Regions from separate parts of the Homo sapiens genome. Here all the other regions are linked to region 1. The links are chromatin loops, found by intact Hi-C in ENCODE. Cell type or tissue: dorsolateral prefrontal cortex. All regions are shown on one strand.

Region 1 (5,000 bases):
GAAGGCTGAGGCAGGTGGATCACCTGAGGTCAGGAGTTTGAGAGCAGCCTGACCAACATGGTGAAACCCCATCTCTACTAAATACAAAAAAAAAAAAAATTAGCCTGGCGTGGTGGTGCATACCTGTAATCCCAGCTACTCGGGAGGCTGAGGCAGGAGAATCGTTTGAACCTGGGAGGCGGAGGCTGCAGTGAGCTGAGATCACGCCGTTGCACTCCAGCCTGGAGTCTGGGCAACAAAAGCGAAACTGTCTCAAAAAAAAGAAAAAAGAAAATGAAGTTGCCTGCTGCAGCAGTTTGCAGCAAAATAATTGTAAACACCCTAAATGTCTATCAATAAAGGGATGATTAAGGAAGTTATGGTACATCTGAGGACTAAACTGATTTTTATCTTGTCTCAGCTACTCCAGGAGTCTGAGATGGGAGGATTGCTTAAGCCTGGGAGGTCAAGGCTGCAGTGAGCCATGATCATGCCTCTGTACTTCCAGCGTGGGCAACAGAGCAAGACCCTGTCTCAAAAAATACATAGGGGTGGCCAGGCGAGGTGGCTCACGCCTCCAGCACTTGGGAGGCTGAGGAGGGTGAATCACCTGAGGTCAAGAGTTTGAGACCAACCTGACCAACATGGTGAAACCCCGTCTCTACTAAAAATATAAAAATTCACTGGGCATGGTGGCAGATGCCTGTAATCCCAGCTACTCGGGAGGCTGAGGCAGGAGAATTGCTCAGGAGGTGGAGGTTGCCCTGAGCCAAGATCGTGCCATTGCACTCCAGCCTGGGTGACGGGCGAGACTCTGTCTCAAAAAAAAAAAGTGTATATACATATATATATATATACACACACACACACACACACACACACATGCATATATAAATAGGTGTACAATTCAGTGGGTTTTAGTATATTAAAAAAAGTTTATGTACCTGTCCGCACTAATTGGAGAACATTTTCATCATCCCAAAAAGAAAGCTATTCATTAGCAGTCACTTTCCATTTGCCCATCTGCCCAGCCCCTGGCAACCACTAATCTACTTTCTGTCTATAGATTTGCATGTTCTGGATATTTCATATAAACAGAATCATATGCTATGTAGTCTTTTGTGTGTTTTGCTTCTTTCATTTAGCATGTTTTCAAGACATGTTATAGCATGAATCAGTACTTCATTCCTTTTGTAGCTGGATAATATTCCATTTTATGGATTTACTATATTTTGTTTGTTAATCAGTTGATGGACATTTGGCTTGTTTCCAGTCTAGCTCTTGTGAACAAAGCTGTGAATGCTGTGAACATTAATGTACAAGCTTTTGTGCAACCCTATGTTTTAACTTCTCTTGGGTCTATACCTAAGAGTGGTATTACTAGGTCATATGGTAACTATGTTTAACTTTTTGAGAACTGTCTAACTGCTTTTCCAAAGCAGCTGCACCATTTTACATTCCCACCAGCAGTGTATGGGGGTTTCAATTTCTTCATATCCTTGTCAACACTTGTTACTGTCTTTTTGATTATAGCCATGCTAGTGGGTGTGAAGAGGTTTCAATTTGCACTTTCCTGATGGCTACTGATGTTGAGCATCTTTTCATGTGCTTATTGGTCATTTGTACATCTTCTTTGAAAAAATAGCTGTTCATATCCCTTGCTCGTTTTAAAATTATTTTATCTTTTTATTTAGAGTTGTATGAGTTATTTAAGTCTAGACCCCTTCTTCTTTTTTTTTTTTTTTTTAGACAGAGTGTAGCTCTGTCACCCAGGCTGGAGTGCAGTGGTGCAATCTCAGCTCACTGCAACCTCTGCCTCCCAGGTTCAAGCGATTCTCATGCCTCAGCCTCCCTAGTAGCTGGGACTACAGGCGTGTGCCACCAGACTCAGCTAATTTTTGTATTTTTGGTGGAGACGGGGTTTCACCATGTTGGCCAGGCTGGTCTTGAACTCCTGACCTCAAGTGATCCTCCCGCCTCGGCCTCCCAAAGTGTTGGGATTACAGGCATGAGCCACCATGCCAGGCCAATAGAGATTATTTTTATGATTCTTTATAACCACCACCACCTTCCATATTCTAAGGATTTCCGCAGCCCTCTTCTGAGATGCACTCTCTTGCCCTCTAGGTGGCACCAACTCTTTAATTTTACCTCTAGTTTTTTAGCGACGGCACAGCTGGAAGAGGCTTGAAGCCCCCATGCCAGGCCCTGTCTGTCCACTAGGGTGACCCAGGGCAGTTTCAGAGTCCGGGGACTAACTCCCTTCAATATAACAGGGAGACTCAGGACTACCCTTGCTTTAGAGGCAGCTTCCAGCCTCATAAAATGAGTTTTCCAGTAAGTCACCTGTTTTCTTGTCCACCCACGCCCACTTTTGAAACTATGCCCTCACTCATTCGGCATTTGTTGAGCACCCACTGTTACATAATACTTGTAAAAATAGCAAGTACTCTATACATATGAGCTGTTGTTAACAAAAATTAGACTTTTTTAGGATGAGATCATGAATATAAGCGCCCCCGCCTTTGCAAACTGTGAAGGGCAACATTGTGCTAAGGTGTGATCATTATTGGGGCAGGAGGACCACAATACAAGTGCTAGCGTTTATCAAGGACTCACCAGGCGAGAAGCACTTCATGTATTTTATCCTGAGCCCACCTAATGAAAGTTCAAAGTAAACATCATGCTGACTTCACTGGCACAAACCTGAATCTCAGACATTATGTACATTGATGAAGGACACATGCCAACTGAATGACACAGCTGGGAATCAAACCAGTTTCCTGGGTTTCCACAGACTGCTACTTACCCTGAATCACAAGCCATCAACTAAAAGGAGAGCTCGGGGTAAAATCAAGGTTTGACCTGGACACACGGTTATTAGACAACCCGGGGTGTCCCATCAGCTTCATAAACATGTTTTCCTTATGCCATTTTTCTTTTTACCCTTTTTATGTATGTATGTATTTATTTATTTTTATTATGTTTTATTTATTTATTTTTGAGACGGAGTCTCGCTCTGTCGCCCGGGCTGGAGTGCAGTGCCACGATCTCAGTTCACTGCAACCCGTGCCTTCCTGGGTTCAAGCGATTCTCCTGCCTCAGCCTCCTGAGTAGCTGGGACTACAGGCGTGCACCACTACACCCAGCTAATTTTTGTATTTTTAGTAGAGACAGGGTTTCACCATGTTGGTTGGCCAGGGGTCTTGACCTCTTGACCTTGTGATCTGCCCACCTCTGACTCGGATAGTGCTGGGATTACAGGCGTCAGCCACCACTCCCAGCCTTATTTATTTATTTTTAAAAATAGAGACAGGGGCCTGGGTGCAGTGGCTCATGCCTGTAATCCCAGCACTTCGGGAGACCAGGGCAGACGGATCACCTGAGGTTAGGAGTTCGAGACCAGGCTGACCAACATGGTGAAACCCCATCTCTACTAAAAATACAAAAATTAGCTAGGCATGGTGGTGCACGCCTATAATCCCAGCTACTCGGGAGGCTGAGACCGGAGAATCACTTCAACCCAGGAGGCGGAGGTTGCAGTGAGTGGAGATCGCACCACTGCACTCCAACCTGGGCGACAGAGTGAGACTCTGTCTCAAAAAAAAAAAAAAAAACAATGGAGACGGGCCGGGCACGGTGGCTCACACCTGTATCCCAGCACTTTGGGGAGCTGAGGCAGGTGGATCACATGAGGTCAGGAGTTTGAGACCAGCCTGGCCAACATGGTAAAACCCTGTCTCTACTAAAAATACAAAAATTAGCCAGGCATGGTGGTGAGCGTCTGTGATCTCAGCTACTCGGGAGGCTGAGGCAGGAGAATCGCTTGAACCCGGGTGGTAGAGGTTGCAGTGAGTGGAGATTGTGCCATTGCACTCCAGCCTGGGTGACGAGAGAGAAACTCCGTCTCAAAAAAATAAATAAATAAATAAATAAAAATAATAAAATAGAGACAGGGTCTCACCATGTTGCCCAGGCTGGTATCAAACTCCTGGGCTCACGTGATCCTCCCCCCTCAGCCTCCCAAAGTGTTGGGATTACAGGCATGAGCCACCAAGCCCAACCTATTACACCATTTCTCTGAGCATGCTAACACAATTCTACTGGTAATGATTCCTGAATTTAGCAAGAGGCATTTCCAAGATTACTTAATATAGGCCAGGTGCAGTGGCTCACGCCTGTCATCCCAGCACTTTGAGAGGCCGAGGCAAGAAGTCACCTGCAGTCAGGAGTTCGAGACCAGCCTGGCCAACATAGTGAAACCCTGTCTCTACTAAAAATACAAAAATTAACTGGCCATGGTGGTGCACGCCTATAGTCTCAGCTACTCAGGAGGCTGAGGCAGGAGAATTGCTAGAACCTGGGAGGCGGAAGTTGCAGTAAGCCAAGATCACGCCATTGCACTCCAGCCTAGGTGACATAGCGAGACTCCGTCTCAAAAAAAAAAAAGAGATTACTTAATATATTTCATTTTTCTCTTATCAGGAAAAAAACATATATTTTGGAGGGAGGGAGCTTTAGGAACATGCAGCAAAGTAACAAGCAGAAAATCAGCCATTTCTTTTTTCCTTTGTACATTTTTTATTTATGCTTCATTCAAACGAAGGAATATATGTCAACATGTGTAAGTTTTAGACCATAATGATGCCATGAACACCCACGAACTCACCTCCCAAATGCCAATCCGGAACGTTACCAATAACCAGAGCTTCTCCCCTATGCCATCATGCCCTGCCCACCCCAGAGTAACTCTACCATCTTGAAATTTTAACATATTGTCTCCCTCCCTTTTGAAAAAAAAAATACATATATAGACACGCTTAAACAATGAGTTTAGTAGTTTTTGAGCTTTATAAAAATGGTATCATACCATAGGTAGTATTCTAGGACTTGATGTAATCACCATTATCTTTTTCACTACTATATAATATTCTAGGGTGAATATACCACAATGTTCTTACCAATTTTCTTCTTGCTGAGCATTTACATGGTTTCTAGTTTTTTTATTACTAAAAAAATGC
Region 2 (5,000 bases), 270 kb after region 1:
CTTGCAGTCCTGAGGATTGCTGTTCTCCCCGGTCTGCACGGGCATGGTTTAGTTCCTGACTCCTGGTGAGGCTGAGCAGCATTGCATAGGCTTATTTGGTCACACTCTTCTGTGATTTTCCTATTCATATCTTTGCTTATTTTTCTGTTAGTTTAAAAAAAATTGTCTTACTGATCTGCCAGCTTTGTGTTTACATCTGGATAATTGTACATTGCCAGTTATATGCATGGTAATCCTCACAGACAGGGGTATATAACTTATCGTTTGACTTGATTTATGTTATCTTGTTTTGTACACCAATTATTTAACTATTCCTCTCTAGTTTATACTTTCACGAATGTTTAAGAAATCCTTCCTCAGCTGGGTATGCTGGTGCACGCCTGTAGTCCAAGCTACTTGCAAGACTGAGGGGATGATCACTTGAGCCCAGAGTTCATAGCCAGCTTTGGCAACATAGTGAAACATCATCTCTCTATCTTTTTTTTTTTTTTTTCAAGGACTGAGTTTCGCTCTTGTAGCCCAGGCTGGAGTACAATGGCGCGATCTGGGCTCACTGCTACCTCTGCCTCCCAGGTTCAAGTGATTCTCCTGCCTCAGCCTCCCAAGTAGCTGGGATTACAGATGCCCGCCACCACACCTGGCTAATTTTTTATTTTTAGTAAAGATGGGGTTTCACCATGTTGGCCAGGCTAGTATCAAAATCCTGACCTCAGGCGATCCACTTGCCTCAGCCTCCCAAAGTGCCAGGTTTACAGGAGTGAGTTACCACACTCGGGCGAAACATCACCTCTTAAAAAAAAGAAAAAAGAGGCCAGGTGCGGTGGCTTACACCTGTAATCCTAGCACTTTGGGAGGCCAAGGCAGATGGATCACCTGAGGTCAGGAGTTCGAGACCAGCCTGGCCAACATGGTGAAACCTCATCTCTATTAAAAATACAAAAATTAGCTGGGCGTGGTAGCACGCGCCTGTGGTCCCAGCTACTCAGGAGTCTAAGGCAGGAGAATCACTTGAACCCAGGAGGCAGAGGTTGCAATGAGCCTCGATCGTGCCATTGCACTCCAGCCTGGGCAACAGAGTGAAACTCCGTCTCAAAAAAAAAAAAGAAAGAAATCCTTCATCCAGATGTCAGTATAGTCTCCTAGATATTCTTCTGATGATTTTAAAGTTTTTGTTTTATACTTTTAGTCTGGAATTCATTTTGTATATGCCGTGAAGTAATTCAATAACTTAATTTGCTCCCATATGGATAATCAATATAACTTATCCACTGATTTGAAATGCCACTTCTGGCATCTGTTAGGTTCCCCTATGTGTTTGGGTCTGTTCCTGGGCTTTCTCGTCTGTCCCATTGGTCTTGTCTTGATGACCGTAGATTTATATGTGTTCTCATCTCCTTTTCCTTCTGGTCTGAGCTTGGCACTGAGCTGAGTGTTTTATGTAGCGTTGCTAATTTCCTCTTCTCAGTGTCCTAGAAGGCAGGTGCTGTTGCCCTCATATAACAGGTGAGGTTACTGAGGCTCAGACTGTGGGCTTTTGTTTGTTTAAGAGCAGGGTCTCTTAAAAAAGCCCACCGTCCACCCTGCACTGACATTAAGAGCTGACTGGAAGAGAGCCTTGAGTGTGTTATGGCATCATTGTCATGATGACCTTAGTTCTCTTCTGTCTGTGTTCTCAGTTAGCAGAGGCGGGGAATGAGAGGCCCTCACCCTATTACTACATATAACTGGCAACGGGCCTGCCATCTATATTTAGCCACCACTTCTGGTTGCTGGGAAGAGGCAGTCACACAAAGAATAACCCCTGCCTTCTAGGAGCTTCCAGAACCTTCCTGAATCTCTGTAGCATGTTCAGGTCCACATATGGCAGCTCAGATACAGTCTCCTCTTAATGCTCATCTCCTTTGTTTGATTTCACAGTTAAAGGGAAAGATTCAGAGGGAAGAAGGAAAATCCAGAGGAGACATAAGAAGCCCCTGGCAGAAGAAGAGGCAGACCCCACGCTGACAGGCCCCAGGAAGCAGAGCGCTTTCTCCATCCAGCTGGCCGTCATGCCGCTCCTTGCCGGTACCCACTGCTTGCCCTGTTCCCAGCAGCTCCTGCTTGTCTTGTGGCCAGAACGGCCATAAGCGGATGCTCCTAATGACAACCCTGCTGCGTGCCACCTCATTTCATCCTCACAGCCACCTCAGGAAACTCAGGGGAATTGGCTTCATAGTACAGGGGGAAACAAAGGCCCAGAGAGGGTAGCTACCTTGCCTGAGATCACACAGCTAGGAAATGTGAAGCCTGGACTTGAACCCAGCTCTGTTTGATTCCAAAATCCAAGGAAGCCTATGGGAATATTAAATGTCATCATTGTGTTTGTTAAGAAGATGCTGCTTTTAATAAATGCTTTCCTACAGATTTTTACAAAAACATCTAGTAAAGGGAATGAGGAAAGGGAACCCTTTTTGACTGAGCCCCTCTGGGTGCAGGCACTTCCCGTGTGACACATCACTTACTTCTCAGACCAAATTCTGACCCACTCAGCCAACCTGTGGTGTGGTGGTGGCTGTGGTGGTTATCATAGTTACCATTTTTTTCAGTGAGGAAAAGAACTCAAAGAGGTTAAGTAACTTTCCTAATCCCACACAGCTCAGTGGCCAAACAGGGATTTAATTATTTTGCTTTATAAGATCTACCACAATTTATGAACTGGACTTTATACATACTGGTAAATCATAACTAAATATTATATCAATATGTTTTGATGATTGAAAGCTCAGCATATATTTTGGTAAAATTATGTTGCTTTGTTCCAAAAAAGAGTAATATGGGGTGAACTCCCCCCCTTTTTTTTTCTTTTTAGAGAAAATTCAGACTTTGTTCGTTTTTTTGCCATCACGTGTCTTGTGCGCCCTCTCCTGGCTACTCTGCAGAAGCGCGTGCGTTGGTCTTTTCTGAGCTGGAACCAGCATTCATAGAGAAGGGGGCAAAAACCCCGTAAGTCAGAGCCTCCAGTTCAGTTCCACAGGTGCCAGTCGTCATCCTCCTCTCGCGCTCTTGGGTTGGTGTCAATTCAGTTTGAGAAAGTGCTATTAACTTTTCAGTTTGCACTTTTTTTTTTTTTGAGATAGGGTCTTGCTCTCTCACCCAGGCTGGAGTGTAAGTGACATGATCATAGCTCACTCCAGCCTGAAGCAAGCCTCCCGCCTCTGCCACCCGCATAGCTAAGACTACAGGTGCACACCACCACACCTGGCTATTTTTTTTATTTTCTGTAGAGACAAGGTCTTGCTATGTTGCCCAGGCTGGTCTCAAACTCCTGGTCACAAGTAATCCTCCTGCTTCAGCCTCTCAGAGTTCTAGAATTACAGGCATGAGCTGCCGCATTTGGCAGTTTGCAGTTTTAAATGACTTTTTGAAAATGATACTTCACCTACAGCTTGTCCTTCCTGATCACCTTCACTTTCTCGTAGCATCAGAACCTCTTGAGAGGCAACAGTGACAGAGAGTAAACTTTCAGAGGGTCTTACCCCACCCCACGCTCCAGCCTGACCCTCCAGCATACCTATTGCACACAGTAGCTTTGAGCGAACGCCTTTGCTAGCTGCTTCCTTCGTCCTACAGTCCCAAGGAGGAACCCATGATCCTCCTGGGGGAGCGTACCATGGGACCTGCCCCGCTTTGGATTTTACTGTGAGAGGAAAAAGAAGTTCAACCATTTGGGCCTGCCTGGCATGACTGTTTCCAGCAGAATGAAGCCAGGACATGGTCCCCTCTCTCTTTTTTTTTTTTCGAGATGGAGTCTTGCTCTGTCGCCCAGGCTGGAGTGCAGTGGCGCGATCTCGGCTCACTACAGCCTCTGCCCCCCCAGGTTTAAGCAATTCTCCTGCTTCAACCTCTAGAGTAGCTGGGATTACAGGCGCATGCCACCATGCCAGGCTAATTTTTGTATTTTTTGTAGAGATGGGGTTTCACAATTTTGGCCAGGCTGGTCTTGAACTCCTGACCTCGTGATTGTCTTACATGTCCGTGTGAAGAGACCAAACAGGCTTTGTGTAAGTAACAAGGCTGTTTATTTCACCTGGGTGCAGGCAGGCTGAGTCTGAAAAGAGAGTCAGCAAAGGGTGGTGGGATTATCATTAGTTCTTACAGGTTTTGGGATAGGCAGTGGAGTTAAGAGCAATGTTTTGGGGGCAGGGGGTGGATCTCACAAAGTACATTCTCAAGGGTGGGGAGAATTACAAAAAAACCTTCTTAAGGGTGGGGGAGATTATAAAGAACCTTCTTAAGTGTGGGGGAGATTACAAAGTACATTGATAGTTAGGGTGGGGCAGAAACAAATCACAATGGTGGAATGTCATCAGTTAAGGCTATTTTCACTTCTTTTGTGGATCTTCAGTTGCTTCAGGCCATCTGGATGTATACATGCAGGTCACTGGGGATATGATGGCTTAGCTTGGGCTCAGAGGCCTGACAGTGATCCACCTGCCTCAGCCTCCCAAAGTGCTGGGATTACAGGCGTGAGCTACCGCACTGGACCTAGCCTCCCCTCTCTATAACCTGCCCCGTCATGTACAATGCTGTACAGTGCAGGGGTTCACATGTAAGAACTTTGGTGACCAAAACACTTTGATCATGGCTCAGCCACTTACCAGCAAGTTACCTACTTTCTCTGAGTCTCACTTTCCTCCTCTGTGAAATGGGGGTGATTACTCCTACCTCAGAGCGTTGTTTTAAGGATCACAGGAGCTGACGTGTGTAAACTGCTAGCACAGTGGGACCCAGGGGGTGCAGGTGTGGAGGCAGCAGCTGTCCTGAGGCCATGTGTGTGGGCCGCTCCATTATACCCATGACATAGCCTATGGTCATCGACAGAGAACGGGTCAGCTCAGCAGGCCAGTTGTATGTCTGGTTTTGCCAGAAACTAATAGCATAAGATTATTTACTGTAAGCCCAGCATAATTATTTTTGGTAATCATCTTCAATTTCAAATTAGGCCATAGATCATGTATGTA
Region 3 (5,000 bases), 190 kb after region 1:
TTTGGTAATCGTATTATGAGGCAAACTGCTTAGGTAAACTTACTTTGGAGGCTGGGATCTTTCAATATCCCCCAAGACAATTTTTCCTTCTCATGGGAAGCAGAGGGGATTAAGAGGCAGTGATTATTAGGTAGCATTTTTAGCCTGTGTGCAACCAACAGGAAATGGGTAACCCTGTCTGCCACTGTTGGACCCCCTTGGAACAGAGCCTCTGCTTGCTGGATCTTTGCAGATGCAGGTCTCCGTCACCCCGGCTGTTCTGAGCCAGCCTGTGGAGCAGCCTGCCTTGCTCTGAAACCTGGTTTTGCTACTTACTTGCTCTGTGACCTTGGGCAATAGTCTTAGCCTATCTCTGCCTCAGTTTCCTCATCTGCAGAATGGGGAAAATCAAAGACCCCACCTCCCAGACTGCTGTGAGGAAAGAGTGAGATAAGCCTGACAGGTGCTTTGCTGGGGGTCTGGCCACAGCAGGCACTGTGGAAGTCATCATGGGCAGGGGCCACTGGCACACTGTCAGGGAAGAAAGGGGGGCCTGACAGCCAGGCGTGATGGCTCACGCCTGTAATCCCAGCACTTTGGGAGGCCGAGGTGGGCGGATCACTTGAGGCCAGGAGTTCAAGACCAGCCTGGCCAACATGATGAAACTGTCTCTCTACTAAAAATACAAAATTTAGCTGGGCGTGGTGTCACGCGCCTGTAATCCCAGCTACTCGGGAGACTGAGGCAGGAGAATCGCTTGAACCTGGGAGGCGCAGGTTGCAGTGAGCCGAGATTGTACCATTGCACTCCAGCCTGGGCAACAGAGCAAGACTCTGTCTTAAAAAAAAAAAAAAGAAAGAAAGAAAGAAAAGAAAGGGGGCCCTCACACCCTTTGACGTACCTTCTCGTGTCTGAGGATTTTTGTCTCTTGTGATTAAAAGGATTAAACACAGTCTAGCTTGGCACAAAGATACCCCTCCCCAGCTGAAAGCCCTAACCATGGGACTTCGACCTGCCTCTCAGCCTTGCTGTCTGGCCCTTCAGCTCAGTGGCTGTATCTGGTCAGAAATGAATGATGATGCTTTATTTGCTATGAACTTATTGTGATGTTAGTTTGTGTGTATGACAGGTGAGACTGGTTTCTCAATTAAATTCGAGCATACAAACTTTCTTTCTTAAAATACATTTATATACATTTAAAAAGAGAACTGATTCTAAGAAAAATATTAAGTGTAAACTAAAAATAAAATTATAAGCCCCTGCCAAACTGAATGGACCCCTTTATGGCCAAGGGGACCCCAGAAAAACTTTAAAACTGAGCTTCCAGCCACGACAGGACAGGAGGTCAGAAGCCTCGTTATACCTCCTCCTTTTTGTGCTTCAGACACAACAACTGACCAGCATTACTGTTAAAATAGAGATAGACAAAATAGAGATAGTAAGACTGACATGACCGACTCTTTGTGGCAAATAAGACGCTAAATTATAAACAGAACCTAAGGCCATGCCAGGCAAGGGTTAAGTCAGTCACCCCACACTTAAAGAATGAACCTGTTCTCACTGCCACAAGGCTTTTCTTTTTCTCTAGCAGCTAAACAAACACTGGCCTTGAGATAAGCAATACTGAAACAATTTGCAGTTCCACCAGATGTGACTAACTGACCCCCAACTCCTGTTCCACCAGCCATAACTGCAAGAGACTGATTTCAATAACTTTCTCCAGATAAGAAGACCACTGACCATGGTCCACCCCAGCCTGTTTACAGAGGTTGCGCACAGAGTGCCTTTGTGTCCTGAAAAGCCTTTTGACATATAGGGCCTAACTGTAATATGTTTATATGTTCAGTCTCCACCCCAGAGCAAACATGGGTCATATATGAATTTGTTAGGAACACCTAAGTGTTTGTTCAATATGAATGTGTTAGGAACACCTTAATGACTACTCTTTTTTTTTGTTTTGAGACGGAGTCTTGTTCTGTTGCCAGGCTGGAGTGCAGTGACGTGATCTTGGCTCACTGCAACCTCTGCCTCCCGGGTTCAAGCGATTCTTCTGTTTCAGCCTCCCAAGTAGCTGGGACTACAGGCGCGTGCCACCACACCCAGCTAATTTTTGTATTTTTAGTAGATGGGGTTTCACCATGTTGGCCAGGTTGGTCTTGAACTCCTGACCTTGTGATCTGCCCACCTCTTCCTCCCAAAGTGCTGGGATTACAGGAGTGAGCCACTGCGCCCGGCCATGACTATTTTTTTCTTTGTTTTTGTGACAGGCTCTCTCACCCAGGCTGGAGTACAGTGACTCAATCTTGGCTCACTGCAGCCTCAACCTCCTGGGTTCAAGTGATCCTCCCACCTCAGCCTCCTAAGTAGCTGGGACCACTGGCACGTACCATTACCCCAGCTAATTTTGTATTTTTGGTAGAGATGGAATCTCACTATGTTGCTCAGACTGGTCTCTAGCTCCTGGGCTCAAACAATCCTCCTGCCTCAGCCTCCCAAAATGCTAGGATTACAGATAGGAGGCACAGTGCCTTTATGAATATTCATAGCTCCTCCTGTAGCCAGTTGAATATGTATGTTTAGCCAGACAGGTCAGCATAAAGCTCCTGCCCCAACCCCTCCTCTTTCAAAGTGCTCGGCCATTGGCACACTTCCCAGCCTGCAGATGGCCACCTTGTAGGCTGGCACCTTTTACAGGAAATAAAGGCTTCTCTTCTTCTAAATGTATACGTGTGTGTGTGTGTGTGTGTGTGTGTGTGTGTGTGTGTGTGTGTGTGTGTTTTAACACAGGTAATAGCACAGATGATGGGAAGATGTGGCAAATACCCACGGCAGGGGCCGTGAGGGGGCAGGGGTTCATTCGGAGAAGTTAAACTTGGACTCCCGGAGCTCATGCTTGGAGGCGCTTTGGAACCGTTTACCATTCATTTTTCCTCTCAGGGACAGCATTTGCCACCCAGTGGAAACAGTGTGAAATTACAGGACATTTTTTGCCGTGGGGAGAGCAAATTAAGGTCAATGGAATGATTTTCTTTTTTTTGCCAGAAGTTGAGAGAGAGGACATTAGTTAGAATTTCCCAGAAAACATTTTTAATGTGTTGCAGGCCATCTGAACAATCCCAAAGAAGCTCTTATAGAAAAAAGGCTAAAGGAGAGTGGAAGATGTGAAGTCTATGCATAAATGTTCGATTCTCCTATTTTTTGAAACCTTGTAGGATGACTGCCCCTCTCCGCCTCTCTATGCATCTAGGCCTGGCTTTGTGGGCATGGGGCTGGGGTAGCTGCAGGGGACTCCCTGCTCAGAAGGGCCCTGTGCCTGGGGTTGTAAGCTCTGTGGCTGCTGTCTTGAAATTCATAACAATTTTATCTTTAAATTTGTATTTTGTAAGGGAAGTCTGATGGGACTGTAGGCATGCATGGGGGACTTGGAGCCTGGGCCACAAGCGGTGCCCCTCCCAGCACCTCCTTGCCTTTTGACTATCTGGGCCCCTGCACCCTATCCCCTCACCCCCACCCCAGGGCCTGAAAAAGTATGCACTCCCCTGACCCCTGTATCTCTGCATCCACGAGTGCCCCTTCAGCTGGCTCCATGCCTGGGAACCCTTGTACTCCTTCCAACCTGCTAGTGATTATTGTCAGGGCTCCAATGGTTACTGGTAAACATACAAGCCTGCCACAGCGCTCCCTGTGACAGCTCAGTGGGTAGCGTGGAGGACTGCGAGAATCTGCCACAGACATATGTGCGTAGCCCCTATGCTCTGATGGAGCATGAGTCTCTGTTAGGAAATTTGTTATTACTGCTCCATGACAAACCATCCCCCAAAACTAGCAGCTTCAAACAATAGCATTTTTAATTTTAATTATTTATTTATTTTAAATTTTTTAGAGACATGGTCTCACTCTGTCACCCAGGTTGGAGTGCAGTGGTGAGATCCTAGCTCACTGCAGCCTGGAACCCTTGGGCTTAAGAGATCCTCCCACCTCAGCCTCCTAGGTAGCTGGGATCACAGGCATGCACTGCCACAGCCAGCTAATTTGTTGTTGTTATTGTTGTTGGAGATGGGGTCTCCGAAGGTTGAGCTGTTCTCAAACTCCTGAGCTCAAGTGATCTTTCTGCCTTAGCCTCTCAAAGCACTAGAATTACAGGTGTGAGCTACCATGCCCAGCTCAACAATGACATTTATTTACTTATTATCTCACTTGTTTCTGTGGGTCAAGAACTTGGGAGTGGCTTAGCTGGGTGGTTCTGGCTGTTGCAGTCAAGATCTCAGCCCAGTGAGACCAGCATCAGAGGACTTGGCCTGGGCTGGAGGAGACGCTTTTGAGATGTGAGTCGTGGCTGTTGGCAGGAGGCCTCAGTTCCTTGCTGGCCATTGACAGGAGACTTCGGTGACTCTCCGTGTGGCTCTCTGCACAGGGCAGCTATCTTTCCCCCAAGCAAGGGATCTGATGGAGAGCAAGGAGGGAGCTGCCAGGCCTCTTATGACCTGGTCTCAGAAGCTGCACCAGCAACTCTGCCACACTCTGTTTATTGGTGAGTCATAAAGTCTATCTAGCTCACTTTCAAAGGGAAAAGTGTTAATGAGCCTTTACGATTTTTTTTTAAGAGACAAGGTTTTGCTCTGTTGCCCACACTGGAGTGCAGTGGTGCAATCATGGCTCACTGTAATCTTGAACTCCTGGGCTCACATGTAGGCTTCCCATCTTGAAGGAGGAGACTTTGTGCATATATCTTAACAGGAAATTTTCAAATTCAAGTAACTGCAAGGCTTCTATCAGAAAATAAAGCTCTAACCTTTACGGAGAGGCATCAATCAAGGGATTAATTAGTTACTAGTAACTAGTAGTCCCTAGGACCCTCAAGTTACAGGAACCTTTTTTTTTTTTTTTTTTTGAGGCAGAGTCTCACTCTGTCACCCAGGCTGGAGTGCAGTGGTGGGATTTTCGCTTACTGCAGCCTCTGTGTTCTGGGTTCAAGTGATTCTCATGCCTCAGCGTCTCAGCCAGCTGGGACTACAGGTGTG

The links. Hi-C counts contacts between places; a loop is a spot of excess contacts. Peaks named below come from ENCODE experiments on the same cell type or tissue, not always from the same donor. Only the 100,000 strongest peaks of a DNase experiment are listed, where the experiment ranks them.
Region 2: it touches region 1 in a loop (4-fold over the local background); 84 of 110 quality-filtered maps call a loop at or near these places.
Region 3: it touches region 1 in a loop (10-fold over the local background); 66 of 110 quality-filtered maps call a loop at or near these places.

The regions. Positions count from the first base shown.
Region 1 is chr3:129,243,065-129,248,064 of GRCh38, reverse strand. No RefSeq gene overlaps it. Among named protein-coding and RNA genes, the nearest start is that of COPG1, 4.0 kb to the left of the region's middle. RefSeq lists a cis regulatory region at 1,903-2,443. In dorsolateral prefrontal cortex, a CTCF peak has its summit at 2,125 (motif pointing right); a DNase peak (open chromatin) is centred at 2,164; H3K4me3 peaks cover 469 bases; H3K27ac peaks cover 739 bases.
Region 2 is chr3:128,968,351-128,973,350 of GRCh38, reverse strand. It overlaps CFAP92 (cilia and flagella associated protein 92 (putative)), which reads left to right. Exons shown (of 16, transcript NM_001394090.1): 8 at 1,918-2,064. Among named protein-coding and RNA genes, the nearest start is that of CFAP92, 23 kb to the left of the region's middle. In dorsolateral prefrontal cortex, CTCF peaks have their summits at 2,693 and 2,893 (motif pointing left); a DNase peak (open chromatin) is centred at 2,926.
Region 3 is chr3:129,051,482-129,056,481 of GRCh38, reverse strand. It overlaps a transcript of GP9 not described here. Among named protein-coding and RNA genes, the nearest start is that of GP9, 6.8 kb to the left of the region's middle. RefSeq lists an enhancer at 2,658-2,707. In dorsolateral prefrontal cortex, a CTCF peak has its summit at 2,943; a DNase peak (open chromatin) is centred at 2,855.